3 separate regions of the Homo sapiens genome follow, and regions 1 and 2 are each linked to region 3. A link is a loop called in an ENCODE intact Hi-C map of the cell type or tissue named here. Cell type or tissue: PC-3. All regions are shown on one strand. Region 1 overlaps L3MBTL4 (L3MBTL histone methyl-lysine binding protein 4). Region 2 overlaps L3MBTL4 (L3MBTL histone methyl-lysine binding protein 4). Region 3 overlaps L3MBTL4 (L3MBTL histone methyl-lysine binding protein 4).

Evidence for each region. Hi-C counts contacts between places; a loop is a spot of excess contacts. Peaks named below come from ENCODE experiments on the same cell type or tissue, not always from the same donor. Only the 100,000 strongest peaks of a DNase experiment are listed, where the experiment ranks them.
Region 1: it touches region 3 in a loop (4-fold over the local background); 3 of 110 quality-filtered maps call a loop at or near these places.
Region 2: a loop joins it to region 3, with 2.5 times the contacts of the local background. A loop is called at or near these places in 2 of 110 quality-filtered maps.

The regions. Positions count from the first base shown.
Region 1 is chr18:6,051,550-6,059,549 of GRCh38, reverse strand. All of the region lies in intron 16 of L3MBTL4 (L3MBTL histone methyl-lysine binding protein 4), which reads left to right. Among named protein-coding and RNA genes, the nearest start is that of TMEM200C, 160 kb to the right of the region's middle. RefSeq lists an enhancer at 3,446-3,740. In PC-3, no CTCF peak of the experiment used is centred here; DNase peaks (open chromatin) are centred at 3,249 and 3,679; H3K4me3 peaks cover 1,077 bases; H3K27ac peaks cover 3,129 bases.
Region 2 is chr18:6,006,040-6,014,039 of GRCh38, reverse strand. The region is part of intron 16 of L3MBTL4 (L3MBTL histone methyl-lysine binding protein 4); the gene reads left to right. Among named protein-coding and RNA genes, the nearest start is that of TMEM200C, 110 kb to the right of the region's middle. In PC-3, no CTCF peak of the experiment used is centred here; DNase peaks (open chromatin) are centred at 3,559 and 4,049; H3K4me3 peaks cover 598 bases; H3K27ac peaks cover 1,632 bases.
Region 3 is chr18:6,216,297-6,224,296 of GRCh38, reverse strand. The region is part of intron 10 of L3MBTL4 (L3MBTL histone methyl-lysine binding protein 4); the gene reads left to right. Among named protein-coding and RNA genes, the nearest start is that of L3MBTL4-AS1, 36 kb to the left of the region's middle. RefSeq lists an enhancer at 5,035-5,084. In PC-3, a CTCF peak has its summit at 4,981 (motif pointing right); a DNase peak (open chromatin) is centred at 4,986.

The DNA of each region.
Region 1 (8,000 bases), 160 kb after region 3:
TTTTTTCTTATCAAATTCCAGAAATACATGAAAATGAGAAAGCCAGTTTTCTTGCTGGAATACAAGACTTTGGTTTAAGGTTTATGGATTATGATTTATGGATTTTTAAGAATTATAAACATTATTGACAAAATATTTTGAAATTGTAAATGTGAAGAAAAGTTATACTGCAAGAATAAGAAAGTCTGAGTAAAAATAAACCTGCTTTAATACGTAGATACTTATTTTTAGGTACAAGGCTTGAGGGAGTGACAACTCTGAACACCACATTCCACAGCAACAAGTCTGGTGCATGTGGGCAGCCACGCCAGAGGCTTCCTTGGAGTATTCCAGAAATAACCCTCTCGAACTGGAGTCTGTCTCTGACACATCCTCTTCTCCATACTGACACTGTCTCTGGTTATAATAGAATGCAGCTTCACCTTTCCACATCACTCCAGACTAGATGCGTAATCAGTCCCTCTGACACTGCTGCTGGAATAGTAATCTGACACCTGCCGTCAGCTGAGGGTCCTTGGCTATTGACTGTGCAGAGCTGTGGGAGAGTGGACAGCCCAGAGACAACCGGAGAAGCAGATCTTATTACTGGAATAATTGCACCTTTGTGTTCCAACACTGCACAGTATTTTTCTCAGGAGCCAAAACTGGCTTCTAAGATTCTTGGATTCCAGGCTCACCATTCCAGGCAAGGTGATAGGGAATTGTAATAACTTCACCTTATTCCCGGTATCAGATTAACATGCATGTTGGCTTTGAAAGATGTGGCATTTCCATCCTTAGAGTCTATGAACATGTACGGATTATTTATGGGTGTAGAGGATGCCCCCCAAAGTAAAGCAGTTCTCTCCTTTATTCATCATTCCTCCCACAGCACTGCCAGGCTTTGTCTTCTTTGTCTCTAATTGCAGTGCTAAAGGGAAATGTCCCCAGGCCAGAGCAAAGAACCTTTACCTTCAAATATACCTTGGATCAAAGAGAGAAAGCCCCTGCATCCCTCCATCAGATTGATAGTGTGAGACACTTTTTCTCTTGATTATGGGTACCGTGGACTTGAAAAAAAACAACAAAAACAAACAAAAACTTCCCTGATTCATAGTCTCCTTGGGGAGACAGGCCTGTTTTGTACGAAAAAGTTTTCTAAACCTGAGATTTATACTCCATAAAGACACAGACAATGAGGAACAATTCAAGGCTTGTTCTAAAGGATGCAGCAAAAGTGTTAGGTAGAAGGTTCAGGGTACTGGAGCAATGTAGAGAATGAGGCCGTGGAATTCCTTTTCTTAAAAACCTTCAGACAAAGATTGCCCTGGGATTCTCTACCCAGACAGCACTGCTATTTTGACATTTCATTAAATTTCTAAGAGATAAAACTTATAAATAGTAATGCCAAGCACCTTATGTCTAAGGAGAAGAATCAGGATTTGATGTCTTGATTCCCACACGTATCATTGGACAATCTGTTTCAGTTCAACTGAAATTCATTACTGAGAACTAGAAAATGAGAGTTGTTGCTGGTTCCAGCATACTTGAGTTAAGTCATGTTGATTATTACAAAAGTTAAGACACAAGAAATTTTTATCTCTTTATAAATTAAAGGAATAGCTATTATGAGCAATTTTAGATAAGGAAGGGGCATAAAATATTTCAATACCATATGAAAATAGGCTTAGGAACTATACCTGATATATGTTAAGTATTTGGTTGAGTCACTCTGAGTACACTGCTTGTCTTGTTGCTATGGTTACTGCTGCCTTGTGGGGGTACACCGTGTATCATTTTTGTCATGGACTTTATTTATTAGCACAGACAACTCTTTCTTCTATTATTTACGTGGTTCTCCCTCGTTCATTATTTTTTAATGTTTTTCATTGTTGATTTGTTTTCTTTTTTTGAATACTTTTTAGTTGATGCATTTTTTTCTTCACATTTTGACTGCCAAGTTTTCAGTGATTTTGAGGTTCAGAAAAAGTCAGATTATAAAATAATCACAAAAAAATTAATAAAGTAAACAAGAAGTATTTAAAGAAAGTAGAAACTAAACAGAGAGAGAAGTTTCCTGAGTTTTTTAGATATAGGTATTTTGATGACATTTTTCTCTTTTATTTGCCTTTAGAAAGAGATAATTAAAAAATAAAAACCAATTTTCCCCAGTGGTGATAGATTGTTATACACTCTTGCCTAGTTTTTATTCTGTTATTATGAAAAACATACTTTTGGCCAGGCGCAATGGCCCATGCCTGTAATCCTAGCACTTTGGGAGCCCAAGGCAGGCAGATCACGATCACCTTAGGTCAGGAGTTTGAGACCAGCCTGGCCAACGTGGCAAAAACCCATCTCTACTAAAAATACAAAAATTAGCTGGGCGTGGTGGCATGCCTGTAATCCCAGATACTCGAGAGGCTGAGGCAGGAGAATCGCTTGAGCCTGGGAGGCAGAGGTTGCAGTGAACCAATATTGTGCCACTGCACTCCAGCCTGGATGAGAGAGCGAGATTCCATCTTAAAAAAAAAAAGAAAAAGAAAGAAAGAAAGAAAAGAAAAATTAGCAGTGGCATCAAATAACTGTTTTCTTAATATGTTCACTATGATAGTAATACTGATAATAACAATATGTTCATCTAGCAGTTTTCATTTATAAATTACTTTCATGTCTGTCCCATTTTTCCTCTGAAAGATTGTGGTTTCTGTTTTACTGTTGAGGCACTTGATCTGCAGAGCAGGTGATTTACCCAACGTCACACAGCTCAATAATGACAGAGTTGCAGCTTAGAGTGACCTCTGCAAATCCAGAGCTTTTCCCCCATGGCCTACCATTTCATCAGGACACCCACGGAGTTAACTGACTGTGTGGTTTCACGGAAAGTGCCATTAGAAGTGGGGTTGGAGACCTGACTTTAAGCCCAGCCACAAACTCGCTTTGTGGCTGAGCCCTGGGGGTGGGCCTGAGTCTCCTTGCCTGTCGCATAGAGAGCCTTTCTCTACCTCTCAAAGCAGCTGAGTGCATAAGAAAGGGCATTAAAAATAAGGCACACTATATATAAAGGTCTGACCAGCACTCAGACATTTCTCCATAAATTCATTGGAAGTAGGCTAATAACACTTCAGAGGGAGCCTCCTGCCCAGTGCCTCCTGCCTAGCAGGGGCCCATGTGGTGTGTGTGCTCAGGATGCAGTGACTTTTGCTTCCTGTCTGACTACTGCTGAGTTCTTGCTCAAACACAAAAGCAAACTTCTGCTGAAACTTTGAGAATTTTGCTTTGTGCTGAATAGATTGGCGCTGAAGTCCGAAGGCAAAAGCCATTTCAGTGTCTCTGACATGCTTGTTTGTTTAATGACAGTCTCTTTTTTCTTAAGAAGAATGCCTTTCTGCTTGGCCAGAAATTTCTTCTTGGAAATGACAGAATCGCTGTCTCACTGTTAATGAATTTTACAGCCCAGATTCCTTTTAGTTTAATGAAATATGGACATATCAACCCAAATCCATGCTTTAAAACAAAGTAGAGGAAACTACCACTCCCCCCGAAACACTGAGGCGTTTTCCGCCTGGCTGACCAGTGCAACTCTGAGGTCATCGCCTTATAGCCACTTGCATAGTGATTAGATTATGGTTCACAGTTGATATTAGTATGCTTTAAAAATAAACACAAAGTCCCTTATACAGAGAAGAGGCTGAGGACAAAAGCTTAGTCATCTGTGATTCACATACATATCATGAAGTATAATAGTGGAAGGATCCTTCCCTGGGGGTCTGAGAATCTGGGTTCCAACTCAGTCACTGTTTCTCTGGCACTGGGCACCCCTCCCCCGGACCACTGTGAGATGATGCTTTGTGCTTGGCTAAATTGCAGAGGTTTTTAATTGTTTCCTTATTATATTTTGTATCAAAAGATGGTTTTTAAAATCACTTCTGTTAACATGAGGGTTGGAGAATAACAAGTTTTCAAAGTTGTAACTCTTGTTTGAGCATTGTTTTCTATTTAGCCTTAATATAAAAAACCTTTGCTGACCAAGCTGTCTAGATTGCCCCAGCAAAAAAATCAATCAGTCAATCAATCAATCAATCTGTGCCTTTAACATACTATCGAAGAAAACTTACTTTCAAATATATCTGGTCAGGTGAATGGTTCTTCCTCTTAACGGTTGGGGCATAGAACCCTACACCTCTATCCCAGCCTTGACAACTTTTAAGCCTAGTGATTTGAAAGATAATGAGGTCTGAGCAAAGTGAACATGGTCATAATATCAGATGTCATTAACAATATAAATTAATCAGAGAATGAATGTCCAAAATGTCAGAAATTTTCTTTGGGGGGCTTCATTGTGCCAAAGGTTAAAATATCTTTAAACATCATGAACATCTAGGAAATTCATAAGAGAAGTTGGGATGACTAAAATGGTTTCTCTTTCATATGTAACTCAGGATGATATAACTAGTCACTGAAAATAGGCATGAGATGAAATTTGACTTGCTTCTCCAAATGGACAGCGCTAAGGTATCTAGTCATACTGTCTCACAGATTCCTGAGGTTAAAGGTGCAATTCCTCTGAACGAGGCTTAAAACCAGGTGTTTTCAACTGTATTTTAGTGTCTTCCAGTGGATTCATGTGGAATAACCTGTAAGTGAAGCAGAGGGAAGCTGAGCTTCAGGGAAAGGGAAAAAGAGCCCGAAGCCCAGTTGTGTGGTGCCACCTCCCTGGCCATGCAGGGGCCTTGCGGCATTTCCACAGAACCATGTCTGTGGTCCCAGCATCATTCATGGGTTCATCCAGGACATATTCTTTACATACCCAGCATTATTCTAGGCACAGGCCATACCACAGTAAATAAGAGCAGCGCTGGTCTGAGCTGTTGTGGAGCTCTGTGGCGAAGCGTTAATCTGTTTGAGGTTACAGCTGAGATAAGTGCCAGGCAAGGGCAGCACAGGGCTGGGAGATCAGGGCCTGTCTCTGGGAAAGTGACATGGCCCAGATCCAAAGGATGAGGGGAATGAAGTGTCAGGGAAGGGGCGGGGGCGAGGGCAGAGGGCCTCGGAGGAAAAGAAGGATGTTTGCTAAGTGGTTCCATTCACTGGCAGTAAGAGTACTGAGTGTGGTAAACCCCTGGAGGGAGTATCTGATTTGATATTCTCACAGAGAGAGGAAACTAAGGTACAGGAATTGACTTTCATACCCCTGACTCCACACCTCAGGGATGGAGCCAGGGACTGAATCCAGGTCTTACTACAGAGCCTGTACTGGACTGCCATCCTGCACTGCCTCCTAATGCGAGCCGGTGGGCACTCTGGGGGACTTAAGTGACAGCAATGTATGAGACAATCTGTTTGCCAAGAAAAAAAAATTGTGACGATGCAGGCTGAGTCAGGTGTCTCAGTCCATCAGTTTCGCATACTAAGATCTACAGTGCTGTAAAGATGGAGTTTAGAGAGTCTTTAGTGGGGAAGATGTTATCACTAAGAATGGACAAACACACAAAAGCATTGAGAGCCTCTATCTCCCAGGTAGGAAAGAAGCAGAGGGACTTGAAGAGCAACATCAGAAGAGAGGTGTTGTGTTTGCTAGCACCTGGCAAAAACAGGCAAAAAATGTCTTTTATACATTCTGAAGTATAGAACTTAACCTAAGCATGTCAATTAGACTTTGCAAAAGCATTTGCACGCCATGATTTTTTTCAGTCACTTTTCACATATTTAGGTCATCTGCCTTTATTGAACATATCATTTATGTGCCCACTAGACTGTGAACTTCCCATCAACTTAAAATAACAACAGAGGGAGACAAGCTCTCCAAAGAAAGAGTTTACTGGGGAATAGCAAGAAATTGTCATTAGGATACGCATGCTGCAGTGGACCATAGGCGCAACCAGAGAAGCAAAGGAAGGCAAGGTTTTTAAAGGGGAAAGGAGGGCAGTTGCATTCGTTGTTTTGAAGCAACTATCCTTGGCTACAAGTATTAATAACAAGGGTGAGTCAGTCTATTAGTGAACAGGCCATTAATGAGCAGGCATCCTCACAGAAGTAATCTTTGTGCAAGGTTGCGATGGCCTTTGTGAAGGTTGTGGTGTTGGCAGCCTTTTGTGATAGTACCAGTTATCAGACAAATGTGCATGAGGGCCTTCCCTTCATGGCCTCCTGTATCCATTTCGTTAGGATTGGACATAAGTGACTCCATTTTGGTACCAGCAACTTTCACATTCTTATAAGCAGGAAATCTTCACTTATTTTCGCATCCTCTTAGTCTAACCCAGTTCCAGTCCTGCAGTGGAAACTCAGTACTGAGTGAATTTTGTAGCATTTCTGAAAATAAGTCCCTTGCCTCTTTCTCTATGTTTATTGCCATCACAAATTAGTATTTTAGCTATGCAAGCAGATGCTTTACTAACACACCTAACTAGATTAGAAATTATTTTACTGTCTTAGCATAGTGTATTGTGAAGAGCCAACACTAGCTGGAAATGCATGACACTCCTTCTACCATTTAAAAATAGAAAGACACAATGAACAAGGACTGGTTGATAATCAACGTTTGTTTATTGGACTTGTTCTTCCGAATGATAAATTTGTTCTGGGAAATACAAATTAACGGGACGTCCTGCTGGAATCCTCTGAATTGTGAATGTTTCTGCCTTGCCAACAAGTGTGCACTGTAGTTTAGGGATTTACAGCACTCCATTTGTATAGCACGATTTCGTCCACTGCAGTACATTTTCCATTTTGTTGGCCTGTTCTTTCCCTGAGAACTAGCAGTGTTGGAATTCTTTATGTCCATTAGCCTACTAACGCACTGAGTCTTGAAACAGAAAATTCTCCACTATTGGCAAAGTAAGAAAAAGTGAGCCATTTGCAAAACGTAAATTCAGATTCTCTTTCTTTCCTCAGAAGATTAGATGGAAAAATACATAAGAATTGTGTAACTTGCCCTTTCAGCTGCAAAGGGCAAACAAGGATATTTGACCTTTATTTTCATTTGCTTAAATGTTTGAAGACTGATATTTGTTATTCCACAAGAGGCGTAGAAGTGCAGTAAGCCCCACTGTTCACTGTAGCCAGCAACTGGCAGGGAGTAAGTACTGATTCATAGTTATTACAATCCAATATATTTCTTTATTAAAAGTTAGCTATATATAAACTGCCATATTCTGAAAATGTGTAATTAATTTGATACTGAAAAATGCTGAACATATTTGTATTGCTTTGTGATTCAGAAAGCACTCTGTAGACTTAACTTCAGAGCCATTGTTTTAACATCACTTTAAATTGTATTTATCCATGCGACCATGCCAGTTAATAGGAATTTCCAGTTGGTAGCATGCTATCAGTAGCTATGTATATTCATAATTTAAAAATCAAAACATCAAAGAGAAAATGCTTATGAAGTCGACTTAAAGGAAATTTTTAGTCATTACTAAATATTTCTCTAAGTTCTTACAAAGCCTTTGGAGCTGCCTCCAGTTGCTTTTCAAAAAACCCATTTCTAAAGTAGAAATGTTCTCACTGAACAATTGGTATTAGGGAAACTGCAAGGGAAACACCTCAGAGCTCAATAGCCAAAGACGCACCATCAATGTTGAATGAGACAGAGTCTCTACTGATGGGAAATTCTACAAGACTCCTCTGGTGTTTTCTGTGATATCTGTTCCAGCCCCACAGTGGCCACTTTCAGTTCTCCCCCACTATTAACACTCATCCTGCCAAGCCAAGAATTCTTAAGGTAGTGTAGTGAACGCCATGCTGAAAAATAGGCTCTTACGGTGCCGGGGTCCGTGAACACAGCTCACCACTCCGAGGAGGAAACCTTCCCTTAGCACAGGCACCACCTCCTCAGACAGTCCCACAAATACAGGAAGGTGGTGGCTCCACCCAGGGCCACAGTCATTGTCTCCACCACAGTCACAGAACACGCCCAATCCACTGCCGACATTTTGAAGAAAGGGCCGCAATCATCCACTGAATCTGTCCTACCAAGGAAAGCAAATCAAGCTTGCTGCCCTATTCGTTTCTTCCTT
Region 2 (8,000 bases), 210 kb after region 3:
TGACCTTGAACTAGAAGAGAAGTCTTCTCATTGCCAGCCACAAGCCTCCACAGACCACTTCCCAGGCTGCCTGCCCTCAGAGTGGCTATGAGAAAACGGAGTGACTTTCTTCTCTCTACCAGGAAAGACCTGGTACCAAGAGAAGGAGAAAATAGTTGAGAAAGCATATCACAAGAATAGAACAAATATCAGATCAATCCCTTTTATCACTCACTCATTCAGCAAATATTTCTGGTTGCCTAATATGTGCCAGATTTGAGGATCATCATAGACAAAACTGGAAGCTATGTCTGCCTCATATGTACAGTAGGAAAGCCAGACTAATCAAAAACATGGCAAATCATGCAAAATTCGAATTGCAAGACCCCTGAAAGGCAGGCATATGCAGTACTTCAAGAGCAGATGGCAGGGACGTTGGACCAGTCACAGAGGGCCGAGGACGCGCTAAGGAACTTAGGCGTTCACTGGGCAAGGGTGGGGCTAGGGCTGCCAAGGGTATGAGCAGAGTGAGAAGATGGGGAGAGACGGTGAGCAGGAATCTATGAGTGTCTTGGAAGTGGAAGGATGAGAAGAAGAGCACAGCTCCTCATCATCATAGAAAAGTGAAGGAAGTATTTAACTGAAAGTTTTTTACACATTGCGTTCTGAGTCAGCCAAAGACTGTGTTCCAGCCAATTGTAGCTGACAAGTGAGGGGAAGAGCAAGACAATGCAGGAAGCTGGAAGGAGAGAGAGCTGGCACGGAGAAGGAGCGGGTGAGTCTTCCCTTCACTATGATGTTCTAACTTTAAAAAGCTGCCTCCCATTGCCAGCGGGGCTGGGGTTCACCTGCCAGTGCCTGCCTCTAGGTCCTCATTGCAAGTCAGTCCACACTGAGACATTCCTTCTGGCATCAGAATTGGACCTACAGGGACCCTGCAGTGAGTGACTGGAAGGTTTGATTATTTGTTTCCCCTTAAAAGAGTGAGCCTGTGTTTGAGGGAACCACTTGGTCACACTGCTCCATCAGGCGAGGAAAACAAAGCCAAGACCTGAGGAACTGTGCTGCGATGGGGACCTCTGGCTGCCCCTTGGAGAAGAAAAATGGGAGAAGCAGAAAGGAGAAGAGAGGAGAGGTGCCAGAAGCAAATTAGAGATGGAACGAGAGACAAGCTTGCACAGAGAGTAAAGGCACAGCATGTTTATAAAAGTGCACAGACCCACAAGAAACTGCACGTGTTCCCATGGATTCTTACAGAGTTTTTGTTCGTTTATTTGTTTGTTTCTTAGAGACAGGGTCTTGCTCTGTGGTGTAGGCTGGAGTGCAATGGCGCAGTCATAGCTCACTGCAGCCCCAAACTCCTGGGCTCAATCGGCTAATTTTTTTTTTTTTTAATTTTGTAGAGACAAGGTCTCACTATGTTGCCCAGGCTGGTCTTGAACTCCCAGCCTCAGGTAGTCCTCCAACCTTGTCCTCCCAAAGTGCTGGGATTATAGGCATGAGCCACTGCGCCCAGACTCTTACAGAGAACTTAATACAGAAAATGCCAGGGCATGCCATCACCACTAATCAAAAGAGAAACATGGTTAATCCTGTTGATTTCTGACAAAACTGACATTAAAATCTGATGTTTGTGTATGCTTTTAAAATTATCTACACCAGAGATTTGAAACCTGCAGTTCTTCTTTATCTCCTTTTTGTCGATTTGCTTGTTTCCTAAGAGATTTTTCTCCTCGTTGATATTTATTTCATCAGTTGGCAAACATAACTATACATCCCTCAGTGCATTTGCTGTGGCCCTCCCTGACAGCTCTTAGGATAACCTTTCCTCCATTCTTCATCTTGATTGTTTTGTGATCTTCACTCCGTGTTTTCTGCTTTTCCTCTAATCTGTGTCCAGTTTCTAGATGTTAGCTGTGCCAGGCTTTACAGCACAGGTACCTGAGCTGACTCCTGAAATGTCTCTCCTCCCATCTTCGTAGTCCAGCAGCCCGCAGGTTTAAGGAGTTATTTCAGATTTTATTTTTAAGGAAAACTTGAATTTAATGTGCTTCAAGCCAAAGAACAAAAGAAAAGGTTTCTGTCCAGAAGCAAAGTTTACTACTAATGGGAATCGGAAAAGCAGCCCAGGCCATTGTTTCAATAAACAGTGATGACTTTTCCTTTACTTAAAAATATCCCTTTAACAATTCAACTTCAGCCAAAACTCCTGTCACTTTTTACTATATATTTGTGTTATTACAAGAAACCAGGAACATAGGGGAAACAGGCCTCTGTCCTCCATGTCTAATGGGTCTGTTGTATGCCTAAAAGCCACCGTGTTTCCTTTGAGCTGGTCTGATTAATTGCTAGTGACTACTTGCTTGTTGAGGATGGAGAAGGAGTGGAGAGGCACCGAAGGGTATGATATGTCGCTGCCTTCACAAGGGTAAATAAATGCTGGCAACACCTTGGGGTGGGGAGTAGTTCATTTTGAGTAGACTGAGAGAGAAGTAAAAAGCCTTAGTTTCCAGGAAATATTAGAATGGGTAAATAAAAATTCAGATGGGGCTCAGTCAGAATACTACTCGATTAATACCACAGACTGAGCTTGTCACCTGTCCCCTCCCCTAATTTTCCCTTGAATTCCATAGAGCTGTCTATGTCAGGTATCTGTGTACAGAAACTTTGGCCTCACCAGCAAATACTATAATTATTTTGAGGTCATGGGAGGATCTACCTTTATCTCTTGATCCTTTTTTTTTATTGTTTATCTTTCTGAATATGCTATCATGGCTGACAGACTAAATGAGAACTTGTCACATGTCACTTTAGCTTGTCTTCTTGTGTATTTTCAGCCAGCATTAAAAACACATAGAGTGGTAATTAAGTCTTCTTTAGAAATCATTTCTTACTGGTGATGTGCTTTTGGTCCCTTGATGAGACACCATAAGTTGATAAATTATTCTGTTGACAGCAGTAACAACAACAGAGTCTGCATAATTATAAACCCTTCCCATGCCGGCACTTAGCAAAGTCATTATCCAGGTTGACTTCCCCACTTTGGAATAAGGAGACCAACATTAGCAGATTATCAGAAATATTCTTGCATTCTGTATTTTGGAAGGTGTCACTGAATCATTTGACAAGTGAAGGGTGATTCTAAAGTCATGGGCATATTAAAGAAATGTTCTTCTTGATGTTTAGCCTTGCCTCATACTGATATTTTATTAAATTTGCTGTCGTAGTGAGGGCTGGTTAGGTATAAACCCACAGGGAAGATCCTATGTTTTATTTTGTGAGGAAAGACTTTCTATTTATTTTACTTCCATTTTGCTTTTTTTAAAAAAATAAATAAATAAATTAGACTTCTTCAAGGAAAAAGATGTTATATTATGTAAATAAAAGGAGACAGATGGGTTAAAGCGGGTTGCGGGGAGGATATTTCCATTTTAGCTCAGCTTTGGAAATCTAGGCCAACACTGATAAAAATTGAAGAAACACAGATTGAAACCAGATCTGTCATACAGGAGAAATGTGCAGTATTAATACCGCACATGCAAGTGGCGCTGACTACAGCGATCATTTATGCAGGTGGTGGGGAGGCTCCTTTCCAGTTGTACTTGTTGAGGCTTCATTTTTTTTAATAAGTTGAGTCATCACTGATTAAAAGGAATCACAAACCATTTTTCATGTGAAATTTGGAGGACATTTTGAAGGCACAGCACAGTTCCTCTCTGAGCTGCCTGATCCTTCACATTCATCCTGGGTTTCTTATTAGATTAGCAACATTTTAAACTCTAAACTCCAACTTGGTGAGATTTTCATTAGCATTTCTTATTTCATGTTCTGGCTTTTATATTTTAATGCCTGTCTTATCAAGAAAGAGAGAATAGAGGCTTCTTAATCAGAAATGTATTACTTTCAGTTTACCACCTTAAAAAAAAAACACTTCGCACCTTGTTGAACATCCAGTCAAAACTAGAATTTAAAAGCATCATGGAAAACACGACAAGGATACAGAAGGGAAACATCGATTTTAAAGAGCCAAAAAAGACTGGTGATGGAGGGTTAAAGTATGTTTCTTAAAGTCTAGATAAGATGACTAAGGAACTAATGAAATATGATTCTTAAGTGCATAGCTGACTCATAAGAGATAATGGGCAGCTTTGTTTGTAGTCTCATTTAAGGCTAAATAGAATAGAACCAAATTAGATTGATTTAAATATCAAAGATGGAAGTTGTGCTAAGAATTCTCACACACATTTACAGGAAGCCGTTTGTGTCCTTACCTGCAACCACAGATTCAACCAACTGCTGACTGAAAACATTCAAAACAAGTAAATAAATAAAAGTAACATACAACAATAAAAATAACACAAGTAAAAAACTATACAGTACAATATTTGCATTATGTTAGGTATTATTAGTAATCTAGAGATGATTACAGGTATACGGGAGGGTGTGCATAGGTTGTGTGCAGATACACACCATTTTATATAAGGGACTCAAGCATCCTGTCAATGGTATCCAAAGGGGTCCTGGAACCAATTTCCCCATGAATACCAAGGGGCAGTGGTACTAAAACTGGCCTTTAGGACCTTGACTTCTCCGTGGACTTTGGAAGCATAAGCATTGTAATGTGTCGAGTTAGAGAGCCTTGAGTTCCTGGTGGAAACAGGGAAATTCAAGGCTCCTGGGCAGCCTGGACCCAGACCCTCAGGTCTTCACCCAGTCTGTCCTCTGCTGCCTGAGGACCAGAGACTGGCCTCATCCTGACTGGTCATTGCTCCTCCAAGGCACATGGTGCTACTAACACCTACCTGTACTGTCAGCCTGAGGCCCCAACTCCTGGACTCACTCTCTGGCCCTTACGTTTAGGTTGCCATAGACCTCTTGTCCTGCCTGCCCATCTGCCTTTCTGTAACTAAGAATCTTTGCCTGCCAGATGCTCACCTTTCTTGCCACCCCTAGCCAAGGTCATTCTGTCTGAGGTCTGAACCCGCCTTATAGCTCACCCCTCCCGAGGTCTGTGTGGTTCCTCACCACACCTCTGAGCCACTTGTGCCGAACAAGAATCACTGGTATTTATAGCTGGACAATAAGTAATTCCCATCCCACTGAGAGTGTTAAACCCTGAAATGGGTTCCTAAAGGAGGTCTATTGAAGTAGGAGAGGCTCTCCATTTGTCTGAAATGGTTTATGTCAATCCGTCAGACAACACACAGACTGTTGCCTCATTCCTAGACTTAGCAAACATCAGGTTGTATAAAGGCATTGGCAAAAGAAAAGAGCCACATTGTAATAAACAGTATGCAGTTTAGGAATTTATACAAAATCCAAACCCGTGATACTCTGGACTGAATGTTTCTGTTTTCCCAAATTCATGTGTTGAAGCCCTAATCCCCAATGAGGGTAGTAGGAAGTGGGGCCTTCAGGAGGCATTTAGGTTCAGATGTGGCCATGAGGGTGAAGCCCCCAGACACGATTATGCCCTTGTAAGAAAAGGAAGAAACATAAGAGCTCTTTCTCCTTCCACACACACACCTAGGAAAGGCCACGTGAGGATGCAAGAACTTCCCTCCCATCATCACAGCCTCTCCTCACAGGGCTTCCTCAGGTGGTGTTGAAGCCACCAATCTATAGTATTTTGTTGTAGCCCAAATTAAGACACCTGGATAGAAAGTTGTAACATCTCATATTGTTGAGGAGCCCACAGACATCTCTTGTCAGATACAGATCGACCTTCCTTGAGCTGTCACGTGCCTCTAGAACAGCAAAAACCAAGCCAAGGCCGAGGTCACAGCCTTCCTGCAGAGGAAGAGTGGGGTCTGTAGTTACAGAGCGGAGTGTGGAGGAGGGCTCAGTGTGCTGGGGAGGAGGTCTCCCATTCTCACTCTGCAAGGATAGATCCCCGTGGCCACTTACCATTGGGATCAAAGAAAGGTCATATTTCCTTATGATTTCTCCAGATCAAGCAATGAGATAACAAAAGAAACCACATCTTACAGATCCTCTGGTAAAGCAAAACATAAAACACAACTATCTTAGCATTTTGTTTTGCCTTTTTAATTTGATTTTTGAATAGGTAGCCAGTTCACATGGTACAAAAGTCTCATGTATCCTTGAGTTTCTTTAGGCATAAGCAAGCAAACTTAGTAGATTTTCTTACCCTCACCGTTTTTTAACACAATAAGTAGCATGCTGTATGTACTGTGCTCCCTGGAATTTTTTTCACATAACAGTATATCCTGTGAATTTCAACCCACTCATAAAAAAGGGAGCCTCTTCTTAGTGCCTAGAGGGTAGTTTTATAGCTCCATGGTAGTGTTCCACTGGATGGATATATCATTATATTACCACTCCTCCACTGTGGACGTTTGGGTATTTCCAGTCTTCTGTTATTACAAACAATGCTATGGTGAATAACCATGTACATGTGTTATTTTGCACATGTGCTAGTAGGCCTACAGGATAAATTCCCAAAAGTGGAATGGCAGAATGAAACAGAATATACATTTGTTACTTTAATAACCAATCACCCAACATACATAATATATTGATTTACATTCTTTCCTGTAATTATTGAGAATGCTTTTTTCTGAGTACCAATAAAACATGTTATCAAACATTTGAATTTTTTTCCAACAAGGTAAATTGAAAAATTTTATCTTGGTATAAATTTAATTTGCATTTTCTTATCGTGAGTTTTTTTTTAATTACAAGTAAGTTTTTGTATTATGAGCATTTTTTTCATATGTTTAAGGGTCATTTGTGTTTGATTGGGCAATCTTTCTGTTGCCACGTTAGTTTTTTTCTTAGCAGTTTCTAAGAGCTCTTTATCTTTATGCTTTAGGACACTAGATTTTTCTCCGTGATATGAGTCGCAAATGGTTTTTTTTAAAACCCCATTTTGTTGTCTGGCTTTTGACTTTACTTTTTTGTGAGCGTTATGTTTGTTTATTTAGTTGGTTGGCTGATTTAGGCTTCAGTTGCCCTTGTTTACCATTTTTTTATTTACTCTTGGATTTAATAACATAGAGAGATCTTTTCCATGCTATGATAGAATTCTGCTATATTTTCTTCAACTTTTTTTATGGGTTGTATTGTTTACCTGAAATCTTTTAGCCATTTGGAATTTATCCTGTAATATCATGTCAGCTATGAACCCAACTTAATTTTATTTGTTTTTTGTTCAGAAAGATACCCTGATTCAACACTGTTTACATCATTTCCTTACTAACTTGAGATGCCTCCTTAGCATGTACTAAATTTCCATAAATACTTGGTCTATTTGTGAACTTCCTATTCTGCTCTGTTGGTCTGTCTATGTACTTGTGCCACATTATTTAACTATTGAAGTTTCTTAACATGCTTTAATATCTGCTAGATCAGTTGTAGGAGTGAAGAGAATTTTCCTTACTCTCCTTTCTGAAGGTTTGATAATTTGAGCCTATAAAACATCTGGCCCTCATTGGGTTATGGGGTAGTCATTTGCCTGCAATTCCTTCATGCTTATGTACGTTACTAAATTTGTATGCCAGTTTTTTTATATTAGTGAGAAAAATGATGTTTTCTTCTCCTCCCCTTCACACCAGATTTTACTCAATAATATTGCCTTAACGGATGTTTGTCTTTATACTATTAAATTTCTGTGTACTTCTGTTATTTGATTTGTTGGCTTTGTATGATATTCTTTGACTCATAGTTCTTATATATCAAGCAGTCAAGGAGCATATTCTGTCTTTGACCTCATGCCTCCCTTTTTTCTCCAGTGTTCTCCATTGTCGGAACTCATGTTCTTGAACTGTTCTGTCCCCTTTGTCTTCTTTGTGTTTTAGACTTATACATACTCAGTGTTCGGCATCAGCCTTCTTGCTGCAGGGCTTCCCCTCTAGAGATATCCTCCAGAAGCACTAATGGGAACCATATTTCTTGAGTTTGTGCATGTTTAAAACAGTCCGTAACCTGTATATTTGAAGGACAACTTAGACATAAAATTCATTCTTATGCTTTCTTTCCTTGCATATGTTATAGATGTG
Region 3 (8,000 bases):
TATGTGTTCTTCTTTAACAGATTTATGTTTTAGCTTTGTAAAGTTTTGTTAAGTCAGTTTTCATTTGTTGGTTTCTTTTTTACACTTCCAGGGATTTTTGTTGACATTTCTCATTTGCATTTGGCTTTTTACCTGTTCGCCTTGGGGCTTTATGTCTTCATATTAGTTTTGTTTTTATTTTTATTTTTTGCATAAATAACATTATATTCGTACTATTTTATAATTGCAGAGTTTTCTCACTTAGTGCCCCTTGGTTTCTCCTTCCACCCAGGTTAATTACTCCCACCGAGCAAATGGTAACTGATGCTAATCCCTTAATATTAGTCACCTTGAGCTAACTAGTATATCGAACCGCTCCAAAATGTTAGTGCTTTTAGCACATTTAAGATTTTGTTTCTTGCTCCTGTCACAGTATAATCATGGCTGATAGGGGCTAGTTCTGTTCCATGCAATTATTCTGGGATTATCCTCCAATTTCTTGGTAATCTTTCCATTTCAGCCGGAGAATAGAAAGAAGCTGATGGTTGTACATGGGAGGGCCAAACTTGGAGGTAGCTTATTACATCATTTCTACTCACATGGGTTGGCCTGAATTCAGTCACAGGACTACATGTAGCTACATAGGAGTCTAGGAAATGCAGTTCAGCCTTCTTACCAAGAGGAAAAGCCATCATCTTATACTGTACGTATTTTGTGGATTCTCATGATTGCATATCCATGTGCACATACATGCTCATATCCATGTGTTCATAAGCCCATGTTTTTTTTGTCATTGTTTGTGCTGTAAAAATTGGATTATATTAGGTACTTACTTTACATCATTTTTAACTTTGCTCAACTATGTCTCATGGCAAATTCCTTCCAACTCATCTGTATAGTTCAAATTCTTTCTTTATAATAACTGCATAATATTTCATAATGTGTTATATCAAAATTAACTCAGCATTTTTGTGTTAAACATTCATTTAAAAATGCCTTTATTGATACCTGTTGGCATTTAGAAGGGAACACAGCTAAAAGTATGTGTTTATTTCCGCATTTTTAAACTGGAAATTGAGCATTCAAACCTGTTGGCTGAATGAACATTTATTATTAGGGAATAAAGCTATAATAATTGGTATTTTGGGAGGTAATGAAATGTACTTTGTAGAAATAACACAGTTGGTTTTTTTAGATTCTCTAGAATCACCAATTGGCTGGACCTACTTAGTAGATATTCTAGATGTTTCATGAACACATAGAAATATTTAGCTTTGCAAATTAATATTTTGATACCCAATGACCACTTTACCTCATAATTTCCTTGCAAAGCTTATATTATATTATATTATATTATATTATATTATAATAGAAAAATTTACAGTCCAAAGAAATCCTTCCTTTAGTTGCAACCTTAGCCATTAACTTTTTTTTAGCCAAACAAAAGATTACTGTATTTTAAATGGAACTGTGCTAGTTTCTATAGATAGATTCTGTTGGCATAAGGAAGGTAAGAGTTCAGAGGATAATATAAATTATTAATTAATGAATTGAACGATATGAATTGAGTGCCTACCAAATGTGAGGCACAGCTAGGAGCTGAGGATGTAATAAAGAACAATAAAGATATAACGTGAGGATTGCTAGGTCTGTAATAGAGTGTCACTCAGTGGAATATGATACGGTTAGAGAAACTAAGAGAAAAACAACCCTAGCTTTTTATTTTAAAATCTTAAGTATTGAGAGACAGAGAGAAATAGAACTCATTACTCTGTCTCAAATGCCTGCCAAAACATTGGGTTAGATTAGATCCCGCATGAGCCATGGTATTGAAGACAGTTCTGCTGGGCGCTCAGCCAGTGCAACACAGATAGGTTGTTTTCTGGTGATCTCGCCAGACACAAAAGAGAGTTTATTTCTTTACATAGTGTATTCTGGATATAGTACAGCTCAGCCATACTTTGAGCAAAACAATCAATTATAAAATGAGCTCTTTGACAAGCTCCTGAGGTGCTGATATTTCATACTGTAGATCAAAGAATTCTCCCTATGCTTTAGAAACTAATTAATGATCAAGTAAAAAATCTGACGTACTGCTGTAAATGTTAGAGAGTCTAACTTATGTTCTTTTGCCAGAAAGATATTTTAACTTTAATTGTTATGAGCTGAATATGAATGTAAGACTTCTAATATCTAAGGCACCGTAAATGTGAGGTCATTTTCAACATGTGTTTTGAAACAATAAAGGGTGAACCTGAATTAGGCTTGGCCACGATTGAAGCATCTGATTTTCTTCAAATCTTGTATTTCTGAGTCATGTACTGAACAGCATGCCACTATTTCATACAAGACAATTAGTGACCACTTGGTCCTATGATTGTTTCCATGAAGGGCCCTTCTGTATGTGCAGAACCTACTAGCAGAATGACAGCTTTCAGGTAGTGTAACTTTCCTCAATCTCTATCATTGGAGGCCCGGATATTTGGATGACTCACTGCCCTGCCTTGTGAGAGACACTTGAAACAAATGAATAAGTGGCCTCTGAGGGGCTTTCTTATATAATTCAGGTTCTTAAAATGATAGTGAAAGCTAGCCAGGGCCGCACTGGTACTAGTCACATAATCCTAATTATTCTATTGATGCTTTCTCTGAGACTTCAGGCCCAGCAGCCTAGAGCACTCAGTAAACCTCAAAGTAGCTCTTTAGAAGTTTTGATTTCTACAAATTGCAAGTCAGGAGACACAGGCTCTAGCTTTGACTTCGTTGTTAGTTGCCTTGCCTTGTATGAGTCACTTAAAATGCCAGGTCTCACTTTCCTCATCAGTAGAATTGAGTTTGATGAAGTGTCCATCCAGCATGTGTGTTCATGCTGAACATTCTGTCTATTGTGATAGACCCTTGGCAGATCCAATAGACAGATAGATTTGTCTATTGTGATAGACCCTTGGCAGATCCCTTTTATTGCTGCTTATTAAATAGGACTATTGGCCATTACTTAAAACCTGCTTGTCATACAGCAATGATTTTGTTTCCTGAATTGGCCACCAGTATAATTGTGGTTGTTCTGCTTCTCTAGTTCCTAAGGGACAGGTCACCCAGACTAGTCAGGAACTTAAGGACTTGTGCTATTGATTCATGAGCTCAATTCTTTAGAAAGAATGTTCCAGTGGAAAAAATAGGTTGCTGCTTAGGCTGTTGTTCCTAGAGGAAAAATAATCGAGGGTGCCTTTAAAAAAAAATCTGAAACCAGTATTACACCTTCTTACATGGCCTTCTAATATGGAAAAAAAAACTGAGGAGTATTACATTTGCATTGTATAGATGCCACAGATCAGACGGCTTTTTCTTGGCATCATCCAGTTTACAGTGCTGTTGGAACATTAGCCAGTATTGACACACCAGCACCATTTTGTTCAAATGGTACCTCTGATGCCACCAGTACCAGCAGGCAAAAAACTTTGTATCAGAGTTTCATTCAGAATTTTGGGGCTAGACTGGTATCATTTTGGCTTGTATCTCTATCATTCTTGGCCACCAAAATGTAAAATGTAAATGTTTCAGGAAATATATTTTATTCATTCAACAAATATTTACCAAATACTTACTGAATACCAGCTGTATGTTGTGAGGAAATAACAGTGAAGTGAACATATTCCTATCATAAGGCAGCCTATGTTCTAATGGAGCAAGAGAAATGAAATATTCACAACACACACTGTGTTAGGTGTCAATAAGTGCTGTGGAGAAGAATAAGGCAAGTAATGGGGTTAGGAAGGGCACATACATTTGGGAGGGGGGCTCCCTATTATATAGAGAGTCAGGGTGGGACTGAGCGAGAAGGTGACAGTTGAGTGGCATTTGAGATAAGGTGACAAGTCTGGAGGATATCTACAGATAACTCTCCAGGTAAAGGAACAACAAGTACAAGAACTTGAAGAGGGAGGATGTCTGCAGTGTTCTAGTTACAGCAGGAGTGTAGTGAACAGGAGATGAGGTCAGAGCGGTAGTGGGGCCAAGTTCTGTAGGGCCCTGTAGGTCATGGTAAGCACTTGCTTTTCCCCTGTGTAATCGAGGAAGCCATTGGAATGACATGGTAGAGAAGGTTTTAACTTATATTTACCATTGTTTAACCCTTACATGTTTCCTTTTTTGCTTCCATATTTGCATCCTCCAGAAGGGCTTTTTCTTGACCCTGAATGCGTTCCACTCCAGGTTCTGGAAGTAATCTCCCTAGATCTCAGTTTCTTCTTTTTATTTTTATTTTTTAAATTGTGTTTTAAAATAGAGGTGAGGTCTCGTTATGTTCCTAGGCTGGTCTTGAACTCAGCGGCTCAAGTGATCCTCCCACTCCAGCTTCCTGAGTAGCTGGGACTACAGGTGTGTGCCGCCATGTCCAGCTGATCCCAGCTTTTTCACACAGGGCCTCCTCCTTTGTCCCTCTCGAGGCCACCACTTCCCTGCAGCCTGTAAAGGAGACGGCTTATTTTGCCACATCCCAAGTAGTTCTCCTCGTCTTCTAAAACAGTTCTCAGCTGTTTGGAAAATCCCCTTCTTCCTGAGCGTTCAGGCTGTTCTGCTTCACTCCATCTCACCCCTAATTTTGCCACCATCCAGATGATTTTTAATTATTCTTCATCATTAACTGAAGATATTTGTCACCCAGATCTACCGTTTTACCGGAAGAATTGCTGGCACCATGAGGAAATCCAGGGCTGAGTGGCCGACGCCCTAGCTCAGTACTTCCTTGATCCTAATTTCTGTGACACTTTTTCCACGCTTTGGTTCAGCCACCCATGCCCACAGCCACAGCTTGGACCTAAAGAATGAGGTCCAAGCTGTGGCTGTGGGCATGGGTGGCTGAACCAAAGCATGCAAGTTTTTAACTCAAAATGGCATGGAATGAGGTGGGACATGAATAAATAATTTAAACAATATAGCCCAGTCTCCAGTCCAGCAGTTTACAGTCCCGCCCTCTCGCTGTCGCAGTTCTATGCCTTGGCCTCCAGAGGGAGCTCAGCATCTCAGTCCTGAGGCCTGAAAGGGGCTGCCTTGGATCATGGATGCGCTGGGTTTTCAGTCTCAGCAGGACGAAGTGATAAGTATGAGGTTGATGGAGCCACGCGTCATTGTTCAGATACCATTTCTTCCACTTTCTAACTGTATAGCACTTGGCAGGCTGCTCAAGGCTCAAGTTCTCACCTAAAAAATGTAGATAAAAGTGTACCTCACAGGGATAGATGAGGAATAACTGACTTCATGTAAGTGAGTACAGTGCTTACCTATAAATGGAAGCCAGTTAGAGGTGGGTTTTCATTGAGAGGGGTGAAGAGGTTAAAGGCTGTTCTTGTTCCATGGGGCGGTCTCCTGTATTTCATTCTTGTCTCAAGTAGGAATTTAAATCGTTGGAAAGCTTCTTCCACGGTATTGCTGCACTGCTGTGTGCATGGACCTGGCCCCTCCCACTCCCCCTGCAGCCCTACTTCTTGCTTCCCAAGGTCTACCAGGACTCAGGGCTGGGGTCGGAAGGAAGAAAGTTGGAGTACGTGGCTTTTGCAACTCTCCCTGGGCCATATGACATTCTTCTCTCTTTGGGTTCATTGAACAGGGAATATACAGGTACAATATTTTCCCTTTTTTGCATGTACATAGCTCATTTCTGAGAGTGGCATAGACGCAATTGCTGCTTAAGAGCCATTTAAAACGGTCACAGCCTTTAATTTTCACCTGTTTTTCACAAAAAGGGGAAGAAGGATAGTGACTCTCACAGTAGCATGCCAAGTCTCTTTACCAGGCTGGGACAGGACCAGGTACTGTCTCTCTTACTTACCTCACATCCAGTCCTTAGTCCCCTACACTCAGGTTTCCTTTCGCTCTATCCAACCATATGTACTGGTCAGGTGCCTGGGTGAAGAAGCCCAGCATGGAAGGGGCCAGGTGTGGGCATGGTTCAAAATCTACACAGAAATGTGGAGATCCAAAATGTGATAAATGGATTTGGATGATTTTAAAAAGTATCAGCTATAAAAGTAAATGCAGAGTTGGGTGTGGTATCATGTGCCTGTAGTCCCAGCTACTCAGAAGGCGGAGGTGAGAGAACAACATGAGCCCAGGAGTTTGAGGCTGCAGTCCTCTATGACTGTGTCAGAAGAGCCACCGCATTCCAGCCCGGGCAGCCTAGAGAAACCTCATCTCTTGAAAAAGAAAAAGTAAATGCAACTGCAGAAATACTTATTGAAACATAAAATATATAGTATAACTCATAAAGGAAAGGATAGAAAGCAAAGGAAACCTCAAGAGAGCTTAAAAAAAATTCAGCTTAAAACATGTTTACAGAAATTAGATTAAAAAACTAGTGGTGAAAACAAATGTAAATTAATTTAAAAGTCCATTTAGAAAGTGATTAAAATAGATATGTCTGGAACAAAATAATATAAAAGTAAAAACGATGGGTAAAATATTATCAGCAAACACAAACAGAAAATAATAGGGTGGCAATATAATTTTTAGTAAAAATAATTTGAGACAAAATACATAAATGTATCCAAAAGGGAAAGGGAAATTTTCTCTATATCAAGAATAAATAGAAAGCACAACTCATGCCAAACATTTTATGTACAGAATGATGTAACATCAAAATATGAAGCAAAGTACTCCATGATCTAGCAGTGTTACTCCTGGATGCATTCCAACATAAATGTATACTTCTTATCACTAAAAAGAATATACCAGAATGTTCATAGCAGCATTTTTAATAATAGCTCCCAAATGGAAACCACCCAAATGACCACAATCAGTAGAATAGATAGATAAATTGTGAAATACTCACATAATGGAATATTATACAACAATGAAAATGAATGTTCTGAAGGCAATAATCCACCTGACCCTCACATTCGGAATGCAGAGCAAAAGATGTTCACCACAAAGGAGCACATGCTGTGTGATTGCATTTACGTAAAGGGAAAAACAGAAGAAAACAAATCTCTGTGGTTGGAAGCGAGGGTAGGGATTTCTCTTTGAGGAGGGTGGTATGGTGCCTAGAAGGGACGATGATGGGGAGGGGATCCTGGAGCTCTGGAAATGTCCTGGTTTAGATCTGTGTCTGGTTATGCTGGTATGCTAGTTTTTTGAAAAATGTTCAGTCTATCCACTTGATTTGTGTACTTTCCTTTAAATATATTTTTATTAAAAAGCATAAAAATGAAGGAAAAATGATCAGAAATATGGGGGAATTGTAAAAAAATACTTATTTTAGAGAATTGAGCATATTGCTTCAGACTTTCTGCTTAAAGGACAGATTTTTGCATAATATAGCTAGATTGTATTACTGAAAATGCTAACATACTTTAAAATACATATATACTCTGTTTTTTAAAAATTGTTGACTCTATTTTATACTAAAAAGAAATCCTCAAACCTCAAAAGCAGGAATTCTATATGTCACATGACATTCTGAAACTATTATGTAGTAAACTAGATATTAGTGTTACTATTTTAAACAAATATGAAAATTACTTGGAGTATCTCAAATAAATATTTAAGGATTAAATCAAGACAACACAGATTACAATTATAATTGGTTTCTAGAAAATAAAAAGTGAGAAGAATACATATTTTTAAAAAATGTGTCCAGCTGTCTAAACCTGAATTTAGTGGCAACAATGGCAGGTTCATTGTCTATTTCATTTTAAATGAAAATAAGTTATGTTTATAATTCAATTTGACAAAACAAATATAAAATAAACTGAAGAGATGTAGGAGGGAGGAAGTAATAAGAGTAAAAGCAGTAAACAATATAATTAGAAAAGAAAAAAGAAGAAAAAATAGAGCTGATGAATAAATCTAAATACTTATTGCGTGGAAAGATAAATAAAACTATACTATATAGATCTCTAGCAAATTTAATTAGGAATGAAAGAACACAAACATAAAGAGAAACAAGAAGGAAATTTGAAATAGAGTTCTTTATATCATGTTCAATATATAGTTTTAACTGCAATTTTAGGAAATTGTAATTACAA